4 separate regions of the Homo sapiens genome follow, and all the other regions are linked to region 2. A link is a contact called in ENCODE Hi-C data. All regions are on one chromosome and are shown on one strand. Each heading gives the region's core, a stretch centred on a gene start or an enhancer-like site at or near the end of the contact. The rest is flanking DNA. Distances are from core to core; before and after follow the strand shown.

Region 1 (2,727 bases), core at 95-2,594, 3.2 Mb before region 2:
CTCTTGTGGAGACTTGAACCACAAGCCAAGGAGGCAAAGGTACAAAGTCTCTCCTGGAATTAGTTCCTGGACTTCTGTGCAGCCTTCCCTCTTTCTACTATGTCTTCACCGTTCCCCTACAAACAGCTTTCTTCTTCTTGCATCTCTTATATGCTGTGGCCTTTGATGCTACAATAGATTTAAAAATTTTCCCAACAGAGCTTTTCTGCCTGAAACCCACCAGGAAAGATTTCAGGACATTCTTTAATAACTAATCTTGTTCAAAGAGGCAGGCCTCCTTCGTTTCACTTAATTCAAACCCCCACTGTTCAAAATAAGAATATAATTATAACCTCAATTTCTATCGGGCCAGTATAGGAAAAGAACTACAACAGGCTCTCTCTTCCACGTTATGTCCAGACTTTTTTCCTTAGTTTCTCCTTCCTCATTTCCCTCCTCAATCCCTCCTCCCCCAAAAAATAATTCCACAGCTAGAGAATGTCGTTTTTAAAGCCAGAAATTCAGTGAGGAAAATAAGTATGTGCCTTTTTCTTCAATTATTTATGATTCCTCCGTCACTCAGGAAGAGTTAAGCTAGTATTTTTTAATCTGACCGCTCTCTCAGAAGGATGATGCGCTAAATACACACTGAAAGAATAGTGTTCCCAAAGCAAGTGGATTCGCGGCTAAAGGCAACGCGGTGGGAGTGGGGGGTCCGGGAAGAAGAAAAAGTATCCTTGGCCCCCAGAGCCAGAGATGGGACAGGAGGTGAAAGAAGGGGCCGTCACTGAGAAGTACAACACACACACTCGCCAGAACTAACAATCTGCCAAGAAAATAGGACCGGCCACTGCGGCTCCAGCCCGGTCCCGCGGGACAAGGCGGGGGAGGGGGGCCGGCGGCCGGGGGGCCTGCCCTCCTTCTGTGGGACAAAACTAACTCCCTGGCGCACCTCCGCTCCCGAGAAGAGGGGCCTGGTGGGGACGCGGGCTCCTCGCACCTCCAGCGCAGCACTTGCTCACGGCCTGGGTGGAAGCAAGGCCCGGAGGGAGGGGGGAGTCGGGCTGGGCAACGCCAAGAGCACGGGATGGAGGGTCAGACGCGGGCACCCAAGGCACTGGGGGCCGCGACAAGAGACCCTTCCAGCCCGGGAACCCCGGGGCCCCTCTCCACCCTTGCAGAGCAGGACCCCGAATATCGTCCCCAGCCGCACCGACCGCTCCTCACCTCAAGCTGCCTGAGCCTCCGCCTCTACCACAACCTGAGCCGCCGAAGCCGCCACAGTCCGAGCCATTTTTCCCCTCAGCTGGCTCAGCCGCCGCCGAAAGCTTCGGCCGACTCCACAGCCAGCCAAGCGCAGCACGTCACTTCCGGACAGGGAAGCACCGCCTTCCCCGCCCGGACTTGTTGCGAATTGGCTGGCGCGGACGGCCTACCTGAGCTGGCGGGCGGGGCTTGGACGCTGCCGGGGTGGCGTGAGCAAGGGAGCTGGGGCGCTGGGGCGCACGGGCCCGGGGGACCAGGGTCTGGCTCTCTCCCGAGGAATGCTGAGCAGGCTCTGGACGCCTCTCCGTGCACACCCCAGACCTGGGGAGGGGAGCTCTCCGGACACCCCAGCTGGCCGCCCCTCGGGCCCTGAGTCCGAAGACCCGCTAAACAGGGCCCGGGCACTGAAGTACCCTATTGTTCTCATCCCCTCTCCCGGGACCCCGCACCCTCCTCCATCTAGGCTGAGGTTCCCAGATTTGTGTCTTGGCCCCTGGCGGCGCCGAGATTACTTTGTGATTGGAAGACTGAAAGGAACAGGCAAGACTTAAACTCGTCCACTCCAACCAGTATTTACCGAGGCCTCACGGTGGGTCAGGTGGTATACGGTGGGTAATTAGTAGCCTATCACGTGGTTTCTGTAAAATGCTTGATAGCACGTAAAACGCTTTCAGGTCGGCGTCTCGTTTCATCCTCACAACAGCCAGGTAAGGAAGATAACCCCCTGATAATAACTCACAGCCAGACGGCTCTTTCTACATTACAAAGTATTTTCACATGCAACCTCCATAATAATATATTCTTATTGAGAATTTAATGAGATTATGCTTGTAAAGCGTTTGGTCCTCACGTGTTAGATCTAAAAATTACGTAACCATGGGAAGATATAGGAAAATTATCCCCATTTACAGATGGGGCTTCTGGGGCACAAAGATGTTAAGGGGAGAGGAACGATTCCATAGCGTTTTACAACAAGATTGTCTTTTAAGCAGTAGGAGAAGGGGGTCCACACCATCCAGACGTTCACAATCTGATGTGGCAGACTGATTTAGGCTGCATTTCTCAGCCTAAACTAAAAATTATCAGCCTATATGATATACGCATAATTAGAAGGCTCTAAGAGAAGTTGAACTTTCAGCAAATAACTGGAAAGAAAGAAATTGGCCTGATTTGGCAGGGACGGGGGTTGGCGAAAGGGGGCTAGGGCAATGGGGAATGTGGAGTGGATGAATCCCTCATAGCGCTGTAATAAACATGCCTGCACCTCCGCAGGGATGGTAAAATTGGATGGAGTTTCTATTCTATGGGGAATTCTAGAAACAAATGTGATTATTTCTTACGGCTGTAGCTACTGGCTGTTGTACACCCCCCCCCCTTCCAACTCCTATCTTTCCCCCAACCCCGCCCCTCCTCTATGCACACACACTTCCAGGCAGGCTACACACTCTAGAAGAATGTCCCTTAGAAATCAACTTAGTTCCG
Region 2 (2,727 bases), core at 164-2,663:
GTGTATATACAATCTCCTAAAATCATGGAACAGAACCTTTAGGTTCTGTACATTTTATTGTATATTAATTATGCCACAATTTTAAACAAAGGGGAAGAATAGACAGGGTACAATGAATAATTTCTGTGACAGATTTGATAAATGAATTACTAGGACAGTGTTTGCTGACAAGGTTTAACATTGCATTCTTGTAGAAAACCTTTAGGAACTCAAAGGGAAGAGTCCAGGCACTGTGACAGGCCAGTGGGGAATGAACCACACTGCTCTATATTAATCAAGCTTTTTTATTGCAAACAACAGAATATATCTGGTAAGCTTATACAGCACAGGAATTTATCAGAAGAATAACAGGAAGTACTGTATTCACAACAGTCTCTGAAAACAGGCAGGAATTTAAGACAAGATCAGACCATCAGATGGCTGGTGGATCATATGATGCCATAATCCTATACCCTTGCCCCAACCAACCCACATATATCTCAGGCCTTCACTGCATCTTTTCATTACTCCTCCAAAACTGAAAACCTATGCGTGAGCCTCTGGCTTGCTGAGCCTAGGCAAAGCCTACATATAATAACTCCCATGGAGATGGAAGAGGCAATGTGTTTCATTGGCTTCTAGATGGGAGGTGGGGCCCCCAAATGACCAATGTTCCCAACAAAACCTGAACAATCTGAAATTATTCAGATTTCTGCTTGTCATTCTAACCTCTGTTCAGGACTTCCAAGATCCAGGACAGGCCCAGTGTAGATACCTGTGTCCCAAACCACTGATCTGGGCTAGGAAGACTGAATCACAGGTGTGGAAGGTCACCCGGGTTCAACCATCTAGGTGATGAATTAGGCCAGGACCTGGGCAGGTAGACCATTTATTCTGGGGAGATATGATGCGAGCTTGAATTACATGGGAGAAATATTTGTAAGGCAGATGGGATAACAGGACTTGATAAGTCTGTAGTGTGGAAAGGCTAGAAAAGAAAGGAATCAAAGGAATCCTGATTTCTGACTTGACAGGGTAGAAGGAGGTGTGTGTGTGTGTGCGTGTGTGTGTGTATGTTTATGTAGGGACAGTGACACCCAAGAGAGGCTAGGAATAGGTTTGTTTTATTCCTGTTTGGGGTGGTTGGGTAGGCAGGGTTAAGTTTTTGACTTGGTGAATTTGAGATGATGGCCAATATACAATTGACATTCCAGCTGGGGGGACCATTGAAGATCAAGTCTGGCAAGTCTACTAGCTGGCGCCTGGGTGAGCTGAGCCCAGCAGGTGAGGGAAAACGCGGGAAGAGGGTCTTGCAGATTCCAAACTTAGGAAGGGTCGCGGCTCCGCGCACGTGCTCTCGGGGTCACCTTCCCCGCGCCTGTGAGGGTGCCAGGAGTTCGTCTCCAGGTCCCGCCCCTGTGGGCGGGGCGAGGCAGCGTCGCCGCGAGGCCACCCGGAAGACCAAGCCGGGTAGGCGCTGTCTCCGTCGCCTCCAACCCCCCCGGTCCGACCAGGGAAGGTGGGATGCTCTGATGGCCGGGCCTGCGGCGCTGAGCGCGGCGGCGGCGGCTGCTCTGGCGGCCGCCCTGCTCCTGCTGCGTCGTGAGGACCCGGGGCCGGGGGCTGGCCCCAGGTAACCCCTCCGCGTATGGGACCGAGCTGGGCCAGGTCTCCTGGCCGGGCCGGGGATACCGTGGGGTATGCCCAGTGATGCCAGCAGCTTGTGGCACCTGGGCGCACCCTCCAGCTCGGGCCCCTTCCGATGGGTCTGCTGGCTCAGGTGCGGGCGATGGCCGGGGAGCCGCGCCCCGCACGTGACTCAGCACTTTCCCCAGAGCCCGGACTGCGGAGAACAATATCCTCCTCCCTAACAGATAAACAGCCCTTGTTCCTCGGGATAAGGACTGGCAGTCCCCTGACACCCTAAGACCGGCATCTGTCGATGTTATTTCCCCAGCATGGCCGAAACAGAAGCCCTGTCGAAGCTTCGGGAAGACTTCAGGATGCAGAATAAATCCGTCTTTATTTTGGGCGCCAGCGGAGAAACCGGCAGAGTGCTCTTAAAGGAAATCCTGGAGCAGGGCCTGTTTTCCAAAGTCACGCTCATTGGCCGGAGGAAGCTCACCTTCGACGAGGAAGCTTATAAAAATGTGGTGGGTATTTCAGCTGGGACTCAAATGGACCCCCAGGATTCTGCGAGGTGAACATATTTCATGCCTAAAGGCTGAATACTGCCCTGCCAGTGGTGGGGGTAGTGAGAGGCCATCAAAACTTGGCCAAGATTGGTCTGTGAGAGTCCCTCCCAGAAGTCTGACTCCTGGATTGTAGCCCAGGTGTGCCTCCCTCCCGCTCATTGTGTGGTCTTGGGCAAAGCCCTTCTCTCCATCTGCAACCCTATAAAGCTGGGTCTGGGTTGTAATGGGGGTGGGGGCTGGTGAGACAGAAGAGCACTGTTTTCAGGGTCATACAAGCTGTATTCTAGAGGCAGCCCTGGTGACCTTGAGAATTTTCTCAGCCACTTTGCTGATTTTGTCAACCTGCGCACTTCACACTAATATTGTCAGGGATTCTGAAACTGCTTTGCAGAGTGAGATAGGTCTATGGCAGTGAAAGGTGGGATTATTCACTTACAAGAATTTGCCCTGCCTGACTTCCCAGGCTTGTGTCTGTAAATCGGATATTCCCTTCACTCTAAGTTAAAGGTTTTTTTTTTTTTTTTTCTGAGACGGAGTCTCACTCTGTCCCCCA
Region 3 (2,913 bases), core at 66-2,565, 3.0 Mb before region 2:
AGAAACCTGCCGGTTTTACCCTTTAGAGTAAAAAGGGTACAAAAAAATTACCAAAACAGTAAAAATTACCAAAAGAGTAATTTGATAATTTCTACAGGGTGATGTGTATGTGTCACAACTTTGTGAATCACTATTCTGGGCATGTATAAGAAGTCGTCATATACCTCCATTGGGAATGTTATTTAATGATGTCACTAATACCAGACAAGGATGTCTCCTCAGGTAAGGCTCCTTGGAGGAGGCAGAGGTTGAGAAGAGGTGTAATTTAGGTTTTAAAAATTCAATAGCTGGACTTAACCTTGCATATCTCTACCTGTTATAACGGTGGTCCGGAAGGCTGCGATCTGAAGGCCCCTCAGCTAGTTGCTGCCACTGTGGGCACTCTGCGCATCTTTCACTTCTGAGCTCTTTCTGTATGCACTCTGTTCTGCAGATAAGTGAGAATGTGACTATTTGCTTAGTCAGTGACAGTGTCTCTAACCCTGGAAAGGAAGCTTTTACTCTCTCAGTTTTAGAGACATGTGAACAGGCTGGGGATATGAGGTCACTTACCCACTGTCTTATAATCAGCAGATGGCATGGTTGGCATTGGAGTTTAGGTCTGTCTGTGCTTTTCTGTACATTACATCCTTTTTAATGATGCGAAGGAAAAATGCAGTAGGGTCAATGAGACAAATGGAATGCAGGTTGCTGGGGAAAGAATGCAGGTTCTGCGTTATAAATGCACACACATTTACTGTGCCACTTGGGTTCTGAACTTTGCGGTTAAATTGATTTAAAAACTGGTGTAGAGGTGGTAAAACTTAATCACCGAATGAGAATATTTGGGTTTGCTTCAGGAGGTCGCAAGCCACTTCTTGATTAGTAGAAATGGGAAATTAAGGGCCACCTTCAGGCGTTTAACTGAATTGTCCTGGGGATTTAATTTGCCTTTCGACTTAATGCTAAATTTTTGTTGTTTTTGGTTTTTAAAGTAATGTAAGTTTATCGCGCCAACGGTAAGATGTCGCTCTGGACGCGTGCACCTGCTCTCGCAATCACCGACTGCGGTCAGCATCTTCCTTAGAGCAGCGCCCCGGGCCACTTGGATCCCGGTCTCAATTTACTAAGCGAACCCAGAGGATGCCCCGAGTCCTGGACCGCAGAGCCGCTCGCGAGAGGCACCGGGGCTGTAACCGCGCAACCTCGTGCCGCGGGCGGAGGCGAGGGAGGATTCCCCGGCCGGTGCCCGCCCCCGGGCTAAAGTGCGGCGCGGGTGGGGCTGGTCACGCGCCTGGCTTCCTGCAGTGCGAACCTGGGAAATCCAGGCGACTTCGCAGTTGCCGAAGGGATCTGAAGAAGTGGGATGTGCAAAAGCGCCGGCTGGAAATCCCGGCTGTGTCTCCGTCAACTCTTTACGCAACAGAGGTCTCCCCCTGCCCTTGGTTTCTACCGGGCCGCCTGCTCCCACTCGGCGAAAAAAATTACACAACAGCAGCCGCGGCGATGACGTGGAGGGCTGCCGCCTCCACGTGCGCGGCGCTCCTGATTCTGCTGTGGGCGCTGACGACCGAAGGTAGGGGGCGGCTGGGGTGGGCTGGGGCGGGGGCTCCTGGCGCCAGAGGGTCCTCGCGGGTCGGCTCCCTAGCATCCCGCCAGGGGACCTCAACTTCCTGGGGGCTGAGAGCTCTATTTTCTTTTCTATTTCTTCTCCTTTTTTTTTTTTTTTTTTTTTGAGACGGAGTCTCGCTCTGTCTCCCAGGCTGGAGTGAAGTGGCGCGATCTCGGCTCACTGCAAGCTCCGCCTCCCAGGTTCACGCCATTCTCCTGCCTCAGACTCCCGAGTAGCTGGGACCACAGGCGCCCGCCACCATGCCCGGCTAATTTTTTGTACTTTTAGTAGAGACGGGGTTTCACAGTGTTAGCCAAGATGGTCTCCTTGACCTAGTGATCCAGCCGCCTCGGCCTCCCAAAGTGCGGGGATTACAGGCGTGAGCCCCCGCGCCCGGCCTGGGGGCTCTATTTTCAAGCGTCCCTCCTTTGTGAGAAGCGGAGTCCCCGATGCAACAGGTTTACATTGAAGGCCTGCCCTGTGCAGGGTCGACACCTGTGAGAGCGGAAACGGTGCTTCCTTGGATGTCGCGCGTTTGGTGCCTCGGTATTTGGCGCCTCTCTCGCATCATCCGAGGGGCCGGAGGAGAGAAGAAAATCAGGGAATCGGTAAATTGGAAAAATCATTCATCCGCATATCAGTGGGTCCTCCTGGCTTTGCTAAGTTAGGTCTTTACTGAGAGAGGGAGGGGAGTGTTTTGATCTTGTGGTGACCTTCAAACGTTCTCTTGCTTTTTTGGGAACTCGTATGGGCGTGTTCTGCGTTAACTTAAACAGGAGACTAAAAGGCTGAAACGCGTATGTAGAGATATTTAAACTCATTTCTAACTAGAAGAATGGCAATTAAACAACAAGATGCTGCTTGACCCTTACTAGGCTGGCCAAAATACGCTCCTGGGTGCCGGGTGGTGGAGGTGGAATGTAGGAATCCCGGAGGCGCGCTCTGGGCGCCCCGAGTCACTGCAGGTGGAGGAGAGCCGCGTGTGGACCTCACCGTGGAGACCTTGGCGGCAGCTTCACACCACGCCCTTGCTGCTTGCCGAGCAGCGTGAACGGATGTTGAAGGCGTAGAGCCAAGTAAACAGTGGACATACAATGCAATACCATTTCCACAGTTTGAGAAACAGAAGATACAGCCTTAAAGAGAACAAAAATTACATGTTAAACACCTTAGAATGGCTGCCCGATGGGAGAGGGAAGTGGAAATAAAAACGAGTGAATAGTATTTCTATACATTTGCAATAAGCAATGTGAAAATAAGACAGTTCCGAGTGAAGTGTGGGCGGTGAAGTGGAAAGCCAAAATTGCGCTTGTCTCCGCGCT
Region 4 (2,835 bases), core at 1-2,500, 3.1 Mb before region 2:
AGAGTCCAGTTGTGCAACAGAGGCAATCTGGCTGGTAGTACTTCCTGATAACAGAAGCTTTCATTGCTAACATACTATGTGGCAGATTCTGTACTGTGTGTTTTTGTTTGTTTGTTTTTTTGAGACAGGGTCTCACTCTGTGGCACAATGATCATGGTTCACTGCAGCCTCGGCCTTCTGAGCTCAAGTGATCCTCCCGCCTCTGCCTCCGCCTCCTGAGTAGCTGGGACTACAGATGTGCGACACAGCACCTGGCAAATTTTTAAGTATTTTCTTCAGACTGAAACATCATTGTGTTAAAGATAAAAAAGTAAAAAATATTCTTGTAGAGATAGGATCTCACTGTTGTCCAGATTGGTCTCAAATTTTTGAGCTCAAGCCATCCTCCTGCCTTGGCCTCCCAAAGTGCTGGCATTACAGGGTGAGTCACCATGCCTAGTCTGTACTGTTTTCCTGGCAATGTTATCTCATTCAATCTTCGTGAATAACCCTAAGGTAGATATGATACCAATTTTTCAGGTGAAAAAAACTAATCGGCAGGATGAAACTTCGTAAACAGCCTGTGGCTCCAAAAGCTTCTGGAAGGCTCAAGCTACCCATGTGCATCTTTGAGCCTCAGTTTCCCCATCTTTAAAATGAGGGGTTTGGAATAGATGTCTGTTCTCTGGGGCAGGATGCAGAGGAAAGAGCTGTCTGCGAATGGGCAAGAGAGAAGGTGGGTAAATACAGTTAAACCACAGTGACCGAGGGCCCAGCACAACGGGGGTGGGTGCGGTTACAAATGCCGTTAAGATTCCCGCCAAGGCGGAGGACGGGGGTGTCAGAGCCGAGCGAGGCCTGTGGGCGAGAATAGGCCTGACAGCCATTCTCCGACCTGCGTGGGCGCTGCAGGCGCAGGCCAGAGGCCAAGGGAGAGGCGATCCCTGGGGCTCTGCCCGGGTCTCAGGACGGCACCTCACCCGCCCGAGTCCTGCTCCACAGGATTCTCCGGGTAAGCTAGGGAAGGAAGAGGCGCGGCCTCCTGAGCCCGCATCTCAGAGCGCCACGTCCCTCCTGGCTCAGCCTCCCACCAGGCTCCACAGCTTCGGCCCTCCTCACCGCCCGCCTCCAGGCTCCCCGGCGCGGCCTTGTCCCTGCTCCCGCCAATCGGCGTCGTCAGCAATCGCGAACCGGACCAATCAGCGGCCGCAGAGTGTGGGAACTGTCGCCATGGCAGCCAGGAGGCGGGCGCGCGCGGCGGGAGGAGGGGCAGAGCGGAGCGGTGGGCCGGGGGCTGGAGGACAGGTTTGTGCGCTGGACGCAAGCACCAGGCGCAGCCTCGCTCGCCGAGACCCGGCCAGGTAAGGCCGGTGGCCGCGCGGTAGGTGCGGAGCAGCGCGGCGGGAGATTAGGGGTGGGGGAGTCCGGAGATAAGGCTCCGGTCTTCGCCTGCCTTGCCAGAGCAGAGAGGATGGTGGGGGCCGTGCTGTGGGCGGGGCACCGGCGGGGAGGGGGCTCCCAGCGCGAGCCGGAGGCGCTGGGTTCCCTCTGCTCCACTCGCAGCTGGGCACCCGAGCTTTCTTCGGGGTCGAGGAGGGTGGCTGGCTCTTGGCGGGGAGCAGGAGAGGGTAGGTGCCAAACCGAGACCCTGGCGGGGTCCCTTCGGGTTTGGGCAGGTCGATGGGCAAGGGGGTGCCCACTAGTGAGGAGGGACACCCACCAATTCCAGGCGATGCTCCCCTGTGCCGCTCAGCAAAGCTAGGCCCGGGGATCCTGCTCTTCTCCGGTCTGGTTAAGCCAGCAACCTCTGACACTTAGGAGAAAGTTAGTGTAAGTCGTGATATGCTTTTCACTTAAGTGACAAATTAGGTACGAGATGAACCCTTTTGGTTTTAGGAGATGAGAAACAGTATTTCCTTGTTGCACCTGCTAAGTGGCAACTCAGTGAGCAAATATGGTTATTGTGGTTGGTGTTTGCAACGGTCTTAGATGACAGTTATTTTACAGTATCAAATGGCTGGGAGAGGGAGGGAAAGAAGGAGAGAGAGAGAGAGAATATGAGGGAATGAGAATGAACGGGAACCATTATGATTTTTGAGAGACAGAACCTCTTGAAATTCTATGTCTGCTAAACTTCTAAATTGAATAATGTACATTTTATGCAATTGAATAAGCTAGTGCTACCATTTAAGCCTGCTACTAAGGCTCTGTTAAATCCGTGGACGAATATGAACACTAAAAGATATTACCTTGGTTTAAAAATAGGGGAGGTTAAATGCAAATATTTCTGATAGTGAATTTTGTTTGAGGGAGATTGTGGACTTTCCCTATGGGAAAGTTAAAGAATTGATGAGATAGATGCTTTAAGGAATGTTTTTGTTTTTTGAAACTTGAATAAGTTCAACAAATGTTGAACAAATATTTCAACAAATCTTCTTCAGCTAATAGGGTCAAAAATTAAAATTCTGGAAATTTAGAATTAGAAATGAAATCTCAAATAATGTCACTCTCCTAATTAGGATGAACATGGAAACTTCTATTTCTCATCGTGGTCTTCAAGCTTTCCATGATCTCATCTACCTTTGTAGTAGGGGGTCAAATTTTTTTTTTAACTAGACAATTTTAGAAACTTAAAGGAGGCAAAAATTTATTTCTGTCTCCGTGTGTTTACTCATGCTCTTCTCTATCCAAATTTTACCCATCTTTTTTTTTTTTTTTTTTTTTTTGAGATGGAGTCTCACTCTGTCACCCAGGCTGGAGTGCAATGGCCCGATCTCAGCTCACTGCAGCCTCCGCCTCCCGGGTTCAAGGGATTCTCCTACCTCAGCCCATCGAGTAGCTGGGATTACAGGGACC

Evidence for each region. A loop is a pair of places that touch in the nucleus more often than their neighbours do. Pooled maps may share reads with other maps.
Region 1: a pooled map shows a loop between it and region 2 (5-fold over the local background). The contact joins the promoter of PIK3C2A here to the promoter of HTATIP2 in region 2. A Hi-C loop is called at or near these places in 5 of 50 pooled maps.
Region 3: a pooled map shows a loop between it and region 2 (5-fold over the local background). The contact joins the promoter of NCR3LG1 here to the promoter of HTATIP2 in region 2. A Hi-C loop is called at or near these places in 6 of 50 pooled maps.
Region 4: a pooled map shows a loop between it and region 2 (6-fold over the local background). The contact joins the promoter of NUCB2 here to the promoter of HTATIP2 in region 2. A Hi-C loop is called at or near these places in 6 of 50 pooled maps.

What each region holds. Positions count from the first base shown.
Region 1 is chr11:17,206,642-17,209,368 of GRCh38, forward strand. It overlaps PIK3C2A (phosphatidylinositol-4-phosphate 3-kinase catalytic subunit type 2 alpha), which reads right to left and starts at 1,345. Exons shown (of 33, transcript NM_002645.4): 1 at 1,207-1,345. RefSeq lists enhancers at 612-1,135, 1,136-1,658, 1,164-1,273 and silencers at 804-1,063, 1,414-1,493.
Region 2 is chr11:20,362,301-20,365,027 of GRCh38, forward strand. It overlaps HTATIP2 (HIV-1 Tat interactive protein 2), which reads left to right and starts at 1,414. Exons shown (of 5, transcript NM_001098522.2): 1 at 1,414-2,132. The coding sequence starts at 1,938. RefSeq lists silencers at 1,415-1,834, 1,621-1,763.
Region 3 is chr11:17,350,485-17,353,397 of GRCh38, forward strand. It overlaps NCR3LG1 (natural killer cell cytotoxicity receptor 3 ligand 1), which reads left to right and starts at 1,316. Exons shown (of 5, transcript NM_001202439.3): 1 at 1,316-1,555. The coding sequence starts at 1,486. It overlaps LOC105376576 (a long non-coding RNA gene), which reads right to left and starts at 1,382. Exons shown (of 3, transcript XR_931094.3): 1 at 1,295-1,382; 2 at 553-690; 3 at 329-427. RefSeq lists a silencer at 1,138-1,257 and enhancers at 1,254-1,855, 1,856-2,457, 2,682-2,731.
Region 4 is chr11:17,275,489-17,278,323 of GRCh38, forward strand. It overlaps NUCB2 (nucleobindin 2), which reads left to right and starts at 1,251. Exons shown (of 14, transcript NM_005013.4): 1 at 1,251-1,340. RefSeq lists an enhancer at 805-894 and a silencer at 1,085-1,514.